2 separate regions of the Homo sapiens genome follow, and region 2 is linked to region 1. The links are chromatin loops, found by intact Hi-C in ENCODE. Cell type or tissue: mammary epithelial cell. All regions are shown on one strand. Each heading gives the region's core, and the rest is flanking DNA. Links, peaks and the distances in the headings are about the cores only. Region 1 overlaps EFCAB5 (EF-hand calcium binding domain 5). Region 2 holds the start of SLC6A4 (solute carrier family 6 member 4).

What was found. Peaks named below come from ENCODE experiments on the same cell type or tissue, not always from the same donor. Only the 100,000 strongest peaks of a DNase experiment are listed, where the experiment ranks them.
Region 2: a loop joins it to region 1, with 2.5 times the contacts of the local background. A loop is called at or near these places in 16 of 110 quality-filtered maps.

Annotation. Positions count from the first base shown.
Region 1 is chr17:30,100,148-30,108,476 of GRCh38, forward strand. EFCAB5 (EF-hand calcium binding domain 5) reads left to right here. Exons shown (of 23, transcript NM_198529.4): 23 at 7,687-8,305. The coding sequence ends at 7,877. Among named protein-coding and RNA genes, the nearest start is that of NSRP1, 13 kb to the right of the region's middle. RefSeq lists silencers at 4,450-4,549, 4,897-4,998. In mammary epithelial cell, for the core only: a CTCF peak has its summit at 4,531 (motif pointing right); a DNase peak (open chromatin) is centred at 4,584; H3K4me3 peaks cover 340 bases; H3K27me3 peaks cover 337 bases.
Region 2 is chr17:30,233,533-30,241,861 of GRCh38, forward strand. It overlaps SLC6A4 (solute carrier family 6 member 4), which reads right to left and starts at 2,165. Exons shown (of 15, transcript NM_001045.6): 1 at 2,081-2,165. LOC105371720 (a long non-coding RNA gene) reads left to right here and starts at 3,966. Exons shown (of 3, transcript XR_007065698.1): 1 at 3,966-4,239; 2 at 4,788-5,268. RefSeq lists promoters at 1,949-3,975, 1,949-3,733, 1,949-2,243, 2,139-3,963, 2,144-3,989 and 1 more, cis regulatory regions at 2,244-3,733, 2,605-3,429, 3,306-3,345, 3,573-3,743, 3,612-3,631 and 2 more, a silencer at 2,399-2,581 and an enhancer at 4,797-5,697. In mammary epithelial cell, for the core only: a CTCF peak has its summit at 3,509; no DNase peak of the experiment used is centred there; H3K4me3 peaks cover 1,107 bases; H3K27me3 peaks cover 2,393 bases.

The DNA.
Region 1 (8,329 bases), core at 41-8,040:
TTCATCTGCTTTATATTTTTCAAATTTTGTTGTTCTGTCTTTCACTCAACTAAAATTATCTCAGTGCTATCCATGTGGCAGGCCCTATTCTAGGTTCCTAGGGTACAGTAGTGAATGACATAGAACAAGATCCCCGCCCTCAAGAAGCCTACATTCTAAAGGGGAGAGCAGAGGATAAGCAATAAACATAATAAATTATACACTATGGTAGAAAATAAGTGCTATGGGGGAAAAAGCAAAGTCGAGTAAGGCAGTGGATGCAAAGGTGGGAAGCAGGGAGGAGGCACGGGCTGCAAATTTAAATAGTCAGGTAGGCCTTATCAAGAAGGTGAGATTTAGGCCGGGCGTGGTGGCTCACGCCTGTAATCCCAGCACTCTGAGAGGCTGAGGTGGGTGGATCACCTGAGGTCAGGAGTTCAAGACCAGCCTGGCTAACATGTGAAACCCCATCTCTACTAAAAATACAAAAATTAGCTGGGCATGGTGGCAGGCACCTGTAATCCCAGCTACTCAGGAGGCTGAGGCAGGTGAATTGTTGCAACCCAGGAGGCGGAGGTTGCAGTGAGCCAAGATCGCACCACTGTGCTCCAACCTAGGCGACAGAGTGAGACTCCGTTCAAAAAAAAAAAGGTGAGATTTAAGCAAAGATGTGAAGGAAGTGAGGGAATCAGCCATATGAATGTACAAGGAATATTCCAGGTGTTGCTTGATGTTATTTTATCCTAAGAAAAGAAAAAGAGTATTCCAGGCAGAGAAAACAGCCAAAGCAAAGGCCCTAAGGCAGAAACAACCAGTGTTTTCAAATAGCAACAAGGAGGCCACTGTGTCAGCAGCAGGGTCAGAGAACGGGAGGTAAGTAAGGAGATGAGTTCAGGAGGTAATGGAGGACTGAATCAATTAGGGTCTTGAAGACTATCATAATGTCTTGATTTTATGGCTTATGGTGATCCTCCTGCCTTGTCCTCCAAAGTGTGGGATTACAAGCATGAGCCACAACACCCAGTGAATTAGAGCCATTGCAAGGTTTTAAGCAGAGGAACGATATGACCTATGTTTTAAAAGGATCACCCTGCTGCTGTAATGAGAAGACACTTTGGAGGTCAAGAAGAGAAGCAGAGAGACCAACTAGAGGAGTTGTTGCAGGAATCTGGTGGAAATGGTGAAAAGTGGTCATATTATATATATTTGAGAGGCAGAGCCAAAATATATCTTGACAGTTTGAGTGTGGAATGAGAAAGAAACAGAGGAGCCAAGGTTGACTCCATGGTTTGGAAGGATGGAGTTACCATCAGCTGAGATGGAGAACACGTAGGTGGAGCAGGCTTTGGTCGGGGGAGATGAAGTGTTCAGATTTTGACATGCTGAGTTTGAGATATCTATTAGATATGGAAGTAGAGATGTGACTATGTAGATGGTTAAATAAATCTGGAGTTTTCGAGAAAGGTCTAAGCTGGAGATATAAAATCGAGATTGGTTGGTGAATAGATGATTGGCAAAGAGAGGAAAGTCTCCTAGGTGGGAAGACTGAGTAGAGACGATTCTGAATGTTTTGCCACAAAGGGGAGCAAAGAATGGTGTGGTAACCGGAGGAGGAAATGGGGTCAAGGTTTTGTTTTGTTTCTCAGATGGGAGAGATAACAGCAGGTTTCATTCTGATGGGAAATCCTGTAGAAAGCAAGAAGTTGACAATGTTGAAGACAGAGAATTCCTGAAACAATGTCCTCAAGCACGTCAGAGAGGATGGGCTGTTGTTAGAGTAACCATACGTTCTATGTTTACCTTGGAACAGCCCAAGTTTTTGCTTGTTGTTCTGGTGACTTGTCCAGTTAGCATCCTCTTTCTCTCTCAAGTGTACCAATTTGAACAATGAATTATTTGACTACCCTGGATCTACCACACCAAGGGAGGAATTGGCTTAAGACAGCAAGAGGACAGAGAACATGGGTGCAGATGAGAGTGAGTGGGTAGGTGTGCTGGTAGAAGTCTACGGAAGGAGAATATGGGTGCAGATGAGAGTGAGTGGGTAGGTGTGCTGGTGGGAGTCTATGGAAGTTGCCTTCTGATTGTGTCAATCTTACAGAGAAGCTGAAAGCAGAGTCATCAGCCAGAGTGAAGATGGGAGAAGAAGTTGTTGGGACTTTGAGGCAATGGGAGTAGGAATTAAATATTGGTGTTTCTTTTCTCCTGATCTTTCTATCATTGGTTTTATGTCTTCTTTTATTAATTAATTAATTAATTATAGAGGCAGGGTCTGTCTCTGTCACCCAGGCTGGAGTGCAGTGGTGTGATCATGGCTCACTGTAACCTCGAACTCCTGGGCTTAGGTGATTCTCCTGCCTCAGCCTCCTGAGTAGCTGGGATTACAGGCATGAGCCACCATACCCGGCCCTTATGTCTTCTTTTTCTTTTTCTTTTCTTCTTTCTTTTCCTTTACATTAGTCTTAGTAGGAATTTCAGACGTAGCAAAATTGAATGCATGTTAATCATCTAGAAAAGCATTATCCATTCAATTTCTTTCATATTTTAACTTGGTGGTCTCCAAAGTTAAGTGGAAGCACCCCAGAAGATTTTTTAAAAAACTGTCTCTGGGGCGCAAGAAAAATATCAAAGATGATTCTGTTGAGACATTGAAAGACAGAAAGAAAGAAAGAAAAATACCAAAGGACTAAGGACTTTTCTTTTTTTCTTTGTTTCTTTTTTTGGAGACAAGGTCTCACTCTGTCACCCAGGCCGAAGTACAGTGGCACAATCTTGGCTTACTGCAACCTCTCCCTCTCAGGCTCAGGTGATTCTCCCTCCTCCCACCTGAGCCTCCCTAGTAGCTGACACTAGAGGCCCACACCACCATGCCCAGCTAATTTTTGTATTTTTTGTAGAGACAGACCATGTTGCCCAGGCTGGTTTTGAACTCCAGGACTCAAGCAATCCACCTGCCTTGTCCTCCCAAGTGTTGAGATTACATGCGTGAGCCACTGCATCCGGCCAAAGGACTTTTCTTTATAATGGTTTTAACTCATTGTTAATTTCTATTTTTTGTTTAAAATGTTTTAAAATAAATAATTTATAAATATATATATTATAAATATATATATATATGGGCACATGCTCAATGTTTGTTACTGATAGAGGTACATGAGCAAAAGAGTTTGGAGGCCACTACATTAAACTATGAATTTTGTAAATATAATTTGCATTGATTTCAATTTACACATGACTTGATTTATAGCTACATCATTTAAAAAGCCACTACATGTGATATTGTATAGAAATTATGTGATATTGTACAGAAATTATGCTTGTGACACTGTACAGAAATATGCTTGCCATGGGAATGAAACTGATATACGTGCAAGAACTCAGCATTCATCCTAGAACAAACTTCCCCCTCAAACTTCGATTACTAGAGAAAAATGTGTTTTTAACTCCCCGTGTAACATTGATATTTTTCCTGATAAATCTGGGAGGCAGTACACTACAGTGCCTTTGGGACCATATTAAATTAACAATGACATATTAAATTCCTGATTGCCATGGCAAATGTAAATTCTCCTGCCTACAAAAAGATTGATTGAAATTTGCATATATGACCGGGCGCAGTGGCTCACACCTGTAATCCCAGCACTTTGGGAGGCCAAGGCACGTGGATCACCTGAGGTCAGGAGTTCAAGACCAGCCTGGCCAACGTGGTGAAACCCCATCTCTACTAATAATACAGAAGAATTAGCCAGGCGTGCATGCCTGTAGTCCCAACTACTCAGGAGGCTGAGGCAGGAGAATGGCTTGAACCCATGAGGTGGAGGTTGCAGTGAGCCAAGATCACGCCATTGCACTCCAGGCTGGACAACAAGAGCAAAACTCCATCTAAAAAAGAAAAGAAAAGAAATTTGCATACACATACCCTTCTATTGCTGCAAGGACCTTCAGTTTATTGTGTGTGGCTGTCATGTTAAGGAGTGACTTGGGGTATGTGAAGCAATAGAAATGAGAACTAAAACTAAGAGAACTAATGAAGGAGAGGAACATCAACAAATGTGGCTGATCTTGGATTGTTAGTTGAAAGGAGCAGTTACATTTTAGCTTTTGTACTTGAAGCTTAAGTACTTCTTTCTTTTTGCTTTGCCCATCTATACTAATTATCCATCATCCCCAAAAGATTTAACTTTATTAATCCAGTGTTAAAAGCAGGGATCCATAAATGGAGTTTTAATTCAGAAATATCCTACTATAGCCCAGTGTTTCCAGCATAATGAATTCACTATGTAATTAAAAGTTTGATTAAACTAGAACCTACAAAAATATCATGTTTCTGAACTAATGTCCATAGATAGACTCAAAGGTCACCCAGTACTCTCTATAGCTTAGATATATTCAAATAATTTACTATACACTTTTCCAAAGCAAAGCAAAAAAAAAAAGCGTTATTTCTATGGTTATAAAAGAAGCGTTTATCTGCTTGAAAAAATTGCAAAGTCTGTGTGAGTGGGGTCTGTCGTGGGTCAAGCTGCAAAGATCCGGCCTGCATCTACCACAAGAGGGCAGTAGCACTCAACCGTTAATAGGGAACCCAGCAGAGCGCTGGAGGCTCATTAGAGGAATCGTTAGAGCCGGTCGTTAACGCATCAACCTCTGGAAAGGACAGGGAAACAGGAACCACCGTCCAGACACTTTCGGAGCTTCTGTCTCGGTAACAATAACACAGGAAATAAGCAACAGGGTCTTGTGAAAGACAGCGACCTCGCTCACCATCCCCGTGTCGTTGAATCACCATGGAGATGGCGACTAGCTTAATAATGGCTTGCAGATGGGCGTCTGCTCACGTGGATGTTCAGATAAGAACACTGTGGCAGGGGTCAAAGGAACAGAGCTCTTCATGGGCATTAGGGAAGGGCGGAAGAAAAGCTGAGGGGAGCAGCAGAGCTGTTTTGTCTCCGAAAATAAGGACTTTTAGGAGTGTCCTAGGGTGAATTTTATTTAGCTTCATAGCATTGAAACATTATCTTTGGAAACCTGTATCATTTACCTTGCAGGGTTTCCAGGAAACTAATTAACAGAAAGAGAGATGAATTGGCCGAGCGCGGTTGCTCACGCCTGTAATCCCAGCACCTTGGGAGGCCGGATCATCTGAGGTCACGAGTTCGAGACCAGCCTGGCCAACATGATGAAACCCCGTCTCTACCAAAAATATAAAAATTAGCCAGGCCTGGTGATGGGCGTCTGTAATCCCAGCTACTTGGGAGGCTGAGGCAGGAAAATCGCTTGAACCCAGGAGACGGAGGTTGCAGTGAGCCCACAAGGTGCCACTGCACTCCAGCCTGGGCGACAGAGTGAGACTCCATCTCAAAAAACGAAACAAACAAACAAAACAAAACAAAAAACAGAAAGAGAGATGAATTATAACAAATGCACCTTCAATATTTTAAGTATGTATGTCGATTGGTCTAGTATTGCTCATAAAATGAGATGAATCAGGTATTTTGAATGTGATCTCATGACCAGCATCTGTTTTGTTTTTATTCATAATTCTCTCTAATGTTACTGAGCTATAATCTGGAAAGAATTTTAGTATTTGAGAAACCTAATTCATTATTCCTTAATTTAATGTTTCAATTTAACATTTATTGAACACTTATAATTGAATGAGAAAAGACAATGCCAGGGTGGTGTGTGTGTGTGCGTGTGTGTTAAAACAGAGAATTTTAGAAAATTAATTGGATCCACGCTTTAAAGTCAGCTTCAAATAAAAATTGAGACTTGTGAATGTTTTCCACATTTTACGTGCCATTCCTATCCCATATTATACCTTTTGTTGTATAGTTCCTTCCAAACCATAGGACAGCTAAACCTAATTCAGAGAATCTTGTTCCTTTGTGTTGATAAAAGACAAGAAAATAAAATATGTTCTGCTTAGCAATTCTAATAGATCATTGTCATTACTGTTAATAAGCTATTGGATAGAAGACTTGATATTTAAAAGCTTTTACTCAATTAAAAAAAAAGCCAGGTGCAGTGGCTCATGGCTGTAATCCCAGCACTTTAGGAGGCCGAGGTGGGAGGATTGCTTGAGGCCAGAAGTTCAAGACTAGCCTGGGCAACATAAGACCCTGTCTCTATTATTAAAGATAATGAATAAATTATTTATTTATAATTATAAATAAATAAATAATAAAGCTTGAACTCAATTATAACCAAATGGTTTACTCAAATCAGCAAACATGTATTGGGTTAGGCACTGAGTTAGTTACTAGGAATAACAGAAATGAATAAAATAGACTTGTGGATGAGAGGCATCTGAAAGAAAGGGGGTAATTATTATTATTATTATTTTTTGAAATGGAGTCTCACTCTGCCACCCAGGCTGGAGTGCAGTGGCACAATCTCAGTTCACTGCAACCTCCACCTCCCAGGTCCAAGCGATTCTCCTGCCTCAGCTTCCCAAGTAGCTGGGATCACAGGTGCCCACCACCACGCCTGGCTAATTTTTGTATTTTTAGTAGAGATGGGGTTTCACCATGTTGGCCAGGCTGATCTCAAACTCCTGACCTCAAGTGATCCACTTGCCTCTGCCTCCCAATGTGCTGGGATTACAGGTGTGAGTCACTGTGCCCAGCCGGTAGTTAATATTTTTGAGCAACTACTCTGTGACAGATCTTCACATATATTTTCTCAGCCTCTGGTCCCAGCTACTTGGGAGGCTGAAGTGGGAGGATCACCTGAGCATGGGAGATTGAGGCTGCAGTGAGCCATGATCGTGCCACTGCACTCCAGCCTGGGCAACAGGGCAAGACCCTGTCTCAAAAGAAAAAAACAATTCTTACAATTTTGTTTTATGGAAGAAGAAACTGAGGCTCAGAGCAGTTAAGTGACAAAACTCATTGGTGTAGAGCCAAGATCTGTTCAACTCTATATAGTCTTTCCATTGGACAGAACCCTCATCTGTTCAACTCTATATAGTCTTTCCATTGGACCATTCTGTTTGAATATTAGTCATTGACTCCTGGGAAAAAGCAACTTTTATGAATGACAGTTTAACAGTTTTCAATTTAAAAAACTTAAAACATATAATGGTGTGCAGTTACTATATAGCTTTAAATAATTTTTAATTAGGAAATATTTCAAACATGCAAGTATAGAGAATAATACCTGCATAGTCATTATGAAGCTATATTCTATATCCAACCTTAACACTATATTTGAGTTAGACTTTTTAAAGAAAACATTATAGGAACAGTTGAGGATTTCTATCTTTCCTCGATCCCACTGTCTTCTCGTCTTTCCCTAGAGATAATACTATCATGAATTTGGTATTGGTTTCATGCATGATTTCTTATTTTTACTATATGCTAATGAATCCATAAATAATATAATACTATCTTGCAGGTTTTAAAGCCGTTTAATTGTGCCCAAAAGTACACATTATTCTATAACTTACTTTTTGTATTGAATATTTTGAGATTTATTCATGAATACAAATAACTCTAATTCTTTGTTAACTGCTGTTAAGTATTCCATTGTATGACTATACCAAAATTTATCCATATTCCTGTAATTACATATTTACACAAGATTCTGCTTGGTTTTGACTCAAAACATATCTAATGAACTTTAATCATAATATTAGAACTTATAATTTTAATAGTAAAGTGCAAAACTCTCCACTCTTACTTTTCTTTTTTTTTCCTGATGCAGATCATTCCCGAACTGAAGTATGGAAATTTGGTAATGTTGTCATTGAACATCTATACCACTGGATACACATCTGTTCAGCTCTCATGAAGATAACCAAACAACTAAATAGTGGTATTACACCTCCGTTGCCCTCCAAGACTGACAATTATATGTATGCAAAAATGCCAGGGGAAGGTTTGCAAGAGAAGTGATAATGGATGATAATGGAATTGATACTGTATTTAGGATCCTTTGTTTGTTATCAGTTTTGTTTGTTAACTATAAAATATTTTCCATTGGAAAGGGGTACCTATAAATGTCTTCTGCTGCTAATATTTATCTCAGCACTTTCTAAACCCAAAAGTGCTACCTAAGAAGAAATTTAGCCAAAAAATACCCAGCTAAGGTAGCCATAGCCAAGTGTATTTAAGTATGTTATAGAATATATTTGAAAGCTTCCTTTCAGTTTGAGCTTTGTATCTGCTGTGGAACTGTTATGGTTGATTGGGTAGTTATTTTTCATTCTTATAAGGTTCAAAGTAACAGCTGAGGATTTAGAAAACAAGAATACCAAATAGAATACGAAATAATAAAGATAAACCAAAAGAATACCAAATAATAAAGATTTTTAAGAAATGGACTGAGAATTGTTTTTCTAATTTTT
Region 2 (8,329 bases), core at 9-8,008, 130 kb after region 1:
CATCATTTCAACTCATGTTTTCTTAAAGTGGAGAGGTTAGGGTCATGGTTGCAGAGTGAGTTGGAGGGGACTCGGACATCGTGTTAGGCAGTCCTCTCCACAGCCCCTCATTTAGAGCTGAGGACCACGAGGAGCTGATATGTTACTGGGAATAACTAAGGTCTGAGTTACCTTCTCAACAACAACCAAAAGTGACTGTATAATTTTTGCTCTGGCTGTCCAGACATCTTTAGAAAAAGTCAAGTCATGACCATATCCTGTTGATTCATGAAGCCAAATTAAAATTAAGCTTCTTCAGGAAGCCCTGCCTTCTATATTCTCTCCAATTATACCATTCATTCCACAACTAGGAAGGAGAAGGAGCTGCCACGTATTGGCTTAATGTCTGGAGTTACCTGTGTTTCTGTTTGGCAGCGGACATCCAGGGTGTTTGGGAAGCAAGCACCTGCTGTAAGAAACAGACTGATCCATGCTCCTAACCCCCCTCCAGCCAAGCATCCCCATTCCTCAGGCACCTCACCTATTTGCGAAACTCTTCAACATGCCTCTCCAAGTTTCATCAAAATGCTCAGACGACTCTAAACATCCCCCGAGAGGAATTTCTGAGGTCTTTCAGATTCCATTAAAACATCAACATTATTCCCCCATCCCACTCCTAGTATATATATATTTCTTAAACAAGGAGATTGAAAAAAATGGGTTTGAATATCTGTGCTGGTGGTTATATCTCTGAGAGGTCTTAGATGGATCACCAGAGTGTTGAGGGGACTTTTGATTAATTGTGAAGCACTTTCAATCTGTTCTTTAGTGGGAAAAAGAAAGAAAGAAAGAAAAGAGGAAAAACCCATGCCCCAAGTGGCTTGCTCAATTTGCACAAACCTCATAAGAACCTGCTTCTCACTCATCCATATTGGAACGGTCACTGCCACCCCAGAGTGCGTGGCAGGAAAACCCGAACCCTGGGGCCTCAGTGGCTTCACACAGAAGCAAGTAATGGGACAAAGAGTCAAAGCTGTGTGCTCCCTACGCTCCTAAAAACCCAACACTGACGCTGCCCACAGTTCTCTGTTTCATTAAACACAAGTCCCAATGTCACCTTCTTAGACATTTTTCCTATGTAACTGAAGGCAAAACACATTAAATATTTGCTCTCGTCTTCCTATGATGAGAGTTAGCTAGCAGGCTCATAAATAATCCATTGACCAGGTTCACTTTTCTGGACAAAACTGATGGTAAAAATACATACACAAAGTCTTTGTAATGTCTGATTCAGAAATTCTACCCCTCTCAAATTCTTCAGAGTCCCAAATGGAAAAGGAACAATTCAATATGCAAAAGCCCCAGTTCAGAAGAAAATCTGCTCCTTAGCCCAAGACCCAAATCCACTCTTGAGCTCCAGAGAGCTTTTTTTCAAGAACAAGTTTGAATGTACACAATTTTCAAGCAAATGATGGTTATATCCTTCAACCACGTAGCACAGTCGTTGGAGTTGGAGTTTCACATACATTCTGAATGGCCTGTGAGGTGTCTGAGAGCGCCTCAGCTCTGACAGTGAAACCACCCAAGCGCACGGAGACTCGGCCCACTTAGGCGCCACTCAGAGATTTCTCTAGCTGTCTGGGCATTTGTGTCAACCAGAACTCTCCCTTTGCATAAAGCCACCTGCACGCGATGACAGCAAAGTAAAGATCAAACATAAACCATGGGTTGAAACGAAAGCAAGCAACTCTTCCCAAAGCGCAGGACAGCACTTTGCTCAAGACCCTCTTTAAGGGGTCTTTCACGGGTCCTCAAGAGGTTGCAAAGCCCCTGCAACAATAGACAAAGGAGCCCCCTACGCCCGCCCACTTCGAGCACTCCACGTTCCTCGTCTCCCACTCTGGCCGGTCAGCTTCAGCTCTGGCTCTTGCTGAGCGTGGAGGGCGCAGGGGCAGGATCCGGCGCCCACCGCTGGGGCGCATGCACCTCCTCGCCTCCTCGCAGGGCGGTGGGGCGCAGCGGTTCTATCCCCCTCCCCGAGGCGGGGAAGAAGGTCTGGAAAGAAACGTGGGTTCGAGGCGGAGAGGAAAAGCGGACCCACCTGCCAGGCTGCGCGGGGAGGCTGGTCCCGGGCTGGGCAGGCGGGCTGGCCTCGCGCCCTCGAGGCACCCGGCGGCGCTGGCTGTGCGGAGGGGCGCCGGCGCGGCCGTATTTGTACCCGCGGGCCCTCACATGGTCTGATCTCTAGATAGCCGCCGCCAAAGAGCTCTTGAAGAATTTTTGCGTCACTTTGAGGCGAATAAACTTAATGCTTCCCCGCGGCCGCGGCTCCGCGCTCCCGCTGGATGGGGTTGCGCTCGCCAGGGAGGGGCCGCGCTACGGGGCGGGGTGCGCGCCCGACCCCAGAGCCAGGAGGGGAGGGACCCCCGACACACACACACGCTCGCAGGGAGGAGCGGAGCGCGGAGCAGCCGGCAGGGCAGGGCCGAGCGAGGAATCCTGACTTTCCTGCTCTTTAACTTTGCGGGAGGGGGGAGGCTGCACAAAGGAGCAGGTGTGCGCCTCCCCTGCCGCCCCGCGCCCACAGGACGGCACACAGGGGTCTGCTCGTGCCGCTTTCTCTTGACCTCGGACACCTCCCCATCGTCCCCATCCCGAAAGCTGCTCTCTCTTTCTTCCTGGGACCTAGCAGTACTCGATACCCATGCGTTTATCTGACTGACCGGCTGGGATGTGAGCTCAGCTTAGAGGCCCTTGTCTAATTCCTCTCCGTCCCCAGAGTCTCACAATAAAGACTTCCACAATGAAGGAATGAAGAACTGGTTCTCATTTTGTTAACCAGCTACAGTTCAAAGCTGCGTCAAAAAGGAGCACAGTGCTTTGGGAGGCTGAGGCGGGAGGATTGCTTGAGCCCAGGAATTCAAGACCAGCCTGGGCAACACAGCAAGACCCCATCTCTAGAAAAAAAATTTTTTTAATTAGCCGGGCGTGGTTGCTCGCGCTTGTGTTCCCAGCTACTCAGGAGGCTGAGGTGGAGGATCAGCTGAGCCCGGGAGGTCGAGGCTGCAGTGAGCCGTGATCGAACCACTGCACTCCAACCTGGTGACAATTTGAATTATCTGAAAGGGCCCAGCAGGAGCCTATTGTTTTGAACCATGTGCATGTAGTTTTGATAATTTTTTCAAAAAGTTTAAAAATTGATTTAATGTTAATATCCTTTTTGCTAAAATTATTTAAAACTTTAAAAAGGGCACATGCAGTACTTGCTTTGGGTTGTCCCTGAGGCGGAAAGGAGAGGGCTCTACCTCTCCCCAAGAGGAGGCCAGGAACGATAGGAAGTAGAAGACCGAAAGGAAATAGCAGTGACAAGTTTGCAGCTCCAGAGAAGCCACCGCCCCTTGTACTTGGAGGAACTGACCCCTGAAAACTGTGCGGCCGGTTGGGCTGAGCGTCTAGAGGGACTGAGCTGGACAACCACGGGCAAGCGAGGGCAGCTCCCAGCGGGTGGAGTCCGCGCGGGATTCTGGTGCCACCTAGACGCCAGGGCGGGGACCGCAAGGTGGGCGGGAGGCTTGGAGGCCGGGATGCGGGGGAATACTGGTAGGGTGCAAGGAGAATGCTGGAGGGGTGCAGGGGGGATGCCGGGGGTGCATGGGGGGATGCTGGGGGGTGCAGGGGGGATACTGCGAGGGGTGCAGGGGGGATAATGGGGGTTGCAGGGGAGATCCTGGGAGAGGTGCAGGGGGATGCTGGAAGGGCTGCAGGGGGGATGCTGGGGGTGCAGGGGAGATGCTGGGGGGGCTGCAGGGGGGATGCTGGGGGTGCAGGGGGGATGCCGCGAGGGGTGAAGGGGGGGATAATGGGGGATGCAGGAGCGATCCTAGGAGGGGTACAGGGAGTTGCTGGGAGGTTGCAGGGGGGATGCTGGGAGGGCTGCAGTAGGGACATTAGGGGTTAGGTGCTGGCATTCAGAGCGGCAACGCCAGGCGGGAGAATCCCCAACAAGCTTGGGAATTTCACCCCCAGGGGCAGCGCCTGCACGGGAGTGGGGCCTCCTCCTTTCAGATGAACACAGTTGTCTGCTGCCTCCCACGTTCCACTTCTTAAATGAGCATGTTTGTGCTGTATAGGCAAGGGCAACAGAAAACGCAAAGTGTCCTTTCCAGGAGGGCCAAAGGAGGGGGGCAGGGACGCTGGGAAGAGGCGCCAAAGCGGAGGACGGCTGCAGGGGTGACTTCAGCGCTTGGCTACCAAGACCAGGTCTGTCCAGTGTGACTTCTTAGCACTTCTTAATTGTGCAGTCTCGCCACTTCTGATCTTCCTTCTAGACTCTTTCTAGCCGAAGATGCATTCCTGCCCAGCGCGCAGCCCCTCCCTATGGCACTGCCCTGTTCTGTGCAGGTGCTGCCTAGAGAGTGGGCACCCTGTGGACCTGGGTCAAATCCCGGCCCCCACCCTGTACTGTGGTGTGGGCTTGACCGAGCTCCTTAACCTCAAGCTGTCTGGCCTTTGTGTCTCTGTTTGTGAAGTAGGGAGGATGATCTCAGTGGGCACTGCCCAGCTGTGGGTGGGGAAGGGGCCAACTCCTTGCAGGCCCTGTGCGCTGGGCCCTTCCTCCAAGGGGGCCTTCGACCCCTCCTCTCTCTGGCCGGGTGGTCCCATCTCCTCCCCTCTTGCTCCCCAGCTGCGGGCAACCACCATTAGCAAATGACATTAGAATTACACAGACGGCCCCGCCCTGGTTCCCCCTGCCTCCATGGCAGAGTCCGCACACAACTGGCCCAGACCCTCCCCCTCTCTCTAAACAGGTGTTTCTCTTCCTCCTGCCCTGGGTACCATCCCACAGAGAGGCCAGGCCCACCTGCAGGTCCTCACCTCCACAGAGCCAGCCTCTCTTGAGCAGCTCCGCTCTGCCTTCTGATACTCATCGCCACAAGCACCTTGTCCTTCCTCGGCCTCCCACTCCCTCCCTCTGAGCCCGCGCCCTGCTCCCCTGCCTGGCGGTCAGTCGACTGCCCCGCCCCGCCTCCAATTCAGGTGGACAGGCTTCAGCGTCCACTACCGGGGAAGAGGCAGCCCCGCACCCGTGCCTCCCCCCGCCTCTGGGCCGCTCCTTCCCAGCCTGAGCCTGACCGCATGAGGAAGGCACAACCTCTCTGCTCCAGAGACCTGGAGAGGCCGGGAGGCCCTGTCCTGGGCATGGAAGGCAGGAGGGAGCCCTGAGTGCGGCAGGAGGGAAGCAGCGCTTCAGGGGAAGGATCTAATGGCTGTGACCTGCGTGGGCTGCAGGTAAGAGTAGGGGGGAAGGGGGTTGTCGTGGTGGTTGGGACAGACGGGTTCCTTAGAATGTGAATGCAGGCGTCAGCTGGTGGCCGCAGGGAAGAGATGCAAGCCAGAAACCCAGCAGGCACCTGCGAAGCTTGGTGCTGGTGGTGTATAGGGACAGCCAGGGAGATGTCAAGGGCGACAGGTCCTGGGCAGCTGGGAAGAGGCTGCCTGGCAATCACCGCACAGCAATAGTTTTTCTTTGTTCACCTGCTTGAGCCCAGAAATAGTGGGGCTTAGAAGCTGCTCTGGGGCTCAGAATAAATACAAGCTTTCACTTTAAGAGGAAAGGGGCACATAAATATTTACACCTGCCCCAAACACCACCAAGAAAACCCACTTCCTGGAAGTCTCAAAGGCCAGCAGTGAGTCCCCTGTGGAGCCAGCCAGGACCGAACCATGCGAATCCCAGGCTCTCCCTCCGGAAGCCCTTGGTGCCATCTGTCTGTCCTGTCTCTGCCCTGTTTATACAATAACGAAAGAAGAAGGCCCACCCCTCCTTGTGGGCTTTTTCTCAGGCCCAGGAAAATGCTGACAATATTCAGTCCTTAGAGTGTCATCTTGCTCCATTCCCACCAGCACCTCCCCGACACCCCTGGTTTTTCCTGGGACCCCCAGTTTTTCCTGGCATGGTTCTGGTGACTCTACATTCATGTTCAGTGGCACCTCCAAGGCAGGACTTGCTGCCACTGTGAACCCTGGGCTCATCTCTACGGAGGTCTCCATGGGAGCCCCTAGCAGGCCCACCCCATCCAGATGAAGCAAGCTAAAGGGAACTCCAGACAAGGTCCTTTTGGGAGTGCGGGGGGTTTGGGGGAGGAACAGATCAGGTTCAGCCCTAAGAAAGGCCAGAAACATTTGGAAGTAGGTTCATTTTGTCATTGGTCATTTTTCCCAGCTCCTTCCCCTCATTCCTCCAGAGCCTTCTGCCTTTGCTAAACCCTCCTCCTAGCACCCCATCACCCGGTCTCCCACCTCCCTCTCCCCAGCCCCACCATCCTCTTGACTTGAACTCCCATTATCTCTCAGTCAGGTATTACGGCAGCAGCCTCACCACACCACTCACTCTATGATAACACCCCAAACACCCCCAGAAGCACTTGCTGGGCAAATGCTAATGCCAATAACAATAACTAAGACTTTTATAGCACTTTCTATCTAAGCCCCATAATTAATTCCCTCAGTCTTCACCATGGGCCCCTGCTGCTTCCACAACCCCATTGAGAGGCACAGTAATAATTGTTTAAAATCAGTAAGTATTTGTCAGATTAGCATCGATTTAAGTTTCTGTTGCTAACCCTGCTTAACTCATTGTATATTCAGACTTCACAGATAATTTTTTCTAAAAGAGAGGAAAAGGCAGGAGTGGCTGATGTGGAAAGGCCCAGCTTGAAGGATACTCACACGTGAGGAGAAATCAGGGTGTAGGTGACACCCCAGACTTTACAGATACTGTGACTACCCCACGATCTATCTGCAATCTCTGTGAGCCATGGTGTAGCAGGACGAGCCTCAGACAAAACCCTTCAGATGCCAGGTTGAAGAAGGAAGTGGCTTTATTCGGCTGGGAGCATCAGCGGACTCATGTCTCAAGAACTGAGCTCCCTGAAAAAGAAATTCCTGGCCCTTTTAAGGGCTTACCACTCTAAGGGGTACACGTGAAAGGGTTGTGATAGATCGAGCAAGCGTGGGGAACATGACTGGGGGCTACATGCATCAGCTAACAGAACAGAAACTTTTGCAATGCTTCCTCATACAATGCCTGGAATTTACAGATAACACAAGTAGTTTAGGTCAGGGGTTGATATTATTATTATTATTATTATTTTATTTTATTTTATTTTGAGACAGAGTCTTGCTCTGTTGCCCAGGCTGGAGTGCAGTGGCGCAATCTTGGCTTGCTGCAAGCTCCTCCTCGGTTCATGCCATTCTCCTGCCTCAGCCTCCCGAGTAGCTGGGACTACAGGCACCCACCACCATGCCCGGCTAATTTTTGTATTTTTAGTAGAGATGGGTTTCACCTTGTTAGCCAGGATGGTCTCGATCTCCTGACCTTGTGATCCACCCACCTCGGCCTCCCAAAGTGCTGGGATTACAGGCGTGAGCCACCACGCCCGGCCTATTATTATTTTTTAACCACCAGGGCCGGGTGGTGGCGCCAAGGTCGTCTGGCTATTTATCTTACTTCTGTTTTTTTTCTGACTTTTTGCTTTTTTCCTTATCTTCTGTCTTATAAACTAGGTGGGTCGGAGGGGAGGAGGAGAAGGGCAGCAGGAGAAGTGGTGGTCTCCTTCCTTAAGGGTTTATGATTTCTACTTCCTCCCTAGGGGATTCCCTTCCCTGACTTCATCAGCCAGGGCCACACTCCAGAGGGCAGCTGTTTTTCCCTTCCACGTTGGTGGAGATGTTGACGCCAGAAGCACAGAGAACCAGGGAGGGCCCCACCGCCCTGTACACATACAGCTGTTGCAGCACCTTGGTCCCTCTCCGAATTTCCCAGGCTCTGGGTTCCCAAGGGACAGGGTGCTGCCTCTCTCCATGCCTCAACACCTATCACTGTGTGGGCGCACAGCAGGCTCCATAAATGTACACACCAGCAATGAAGGGCTAGGAAAATGCCTCTGAGTCTTACCAGACTTAGTGCCATAAAACCAGGGCCCCAGTGGCATATCCACCAATGGAGTACCATGCAGCAGGTAGAAAGAGTAAGGCAGTTTTCTATGGGCTGATCTGGGGGAGTTCTCAAGATTTATTGTAAATGGAGGAAAAAAAATGCATAGAACAGTTGTTACTCCAAATTGTTGAGGGCAAGGCATGGGGGCTGATATGTGTATTGAAATCTGTAAGCACACAGAAGAGACTGGGAACAGTAGGTGCCTTGGAGGCAGAGGACATTAGGATGGAGGGAAACCCCCTTTGTCAATGTCTACCCTGCTATACTATTTAAATATTTGCCATGTGCAGGTGATATTTTTATGAAACTTTTTCAGAAAAGCATTTTTTAATTATAAAAGGCAAAGAAAGA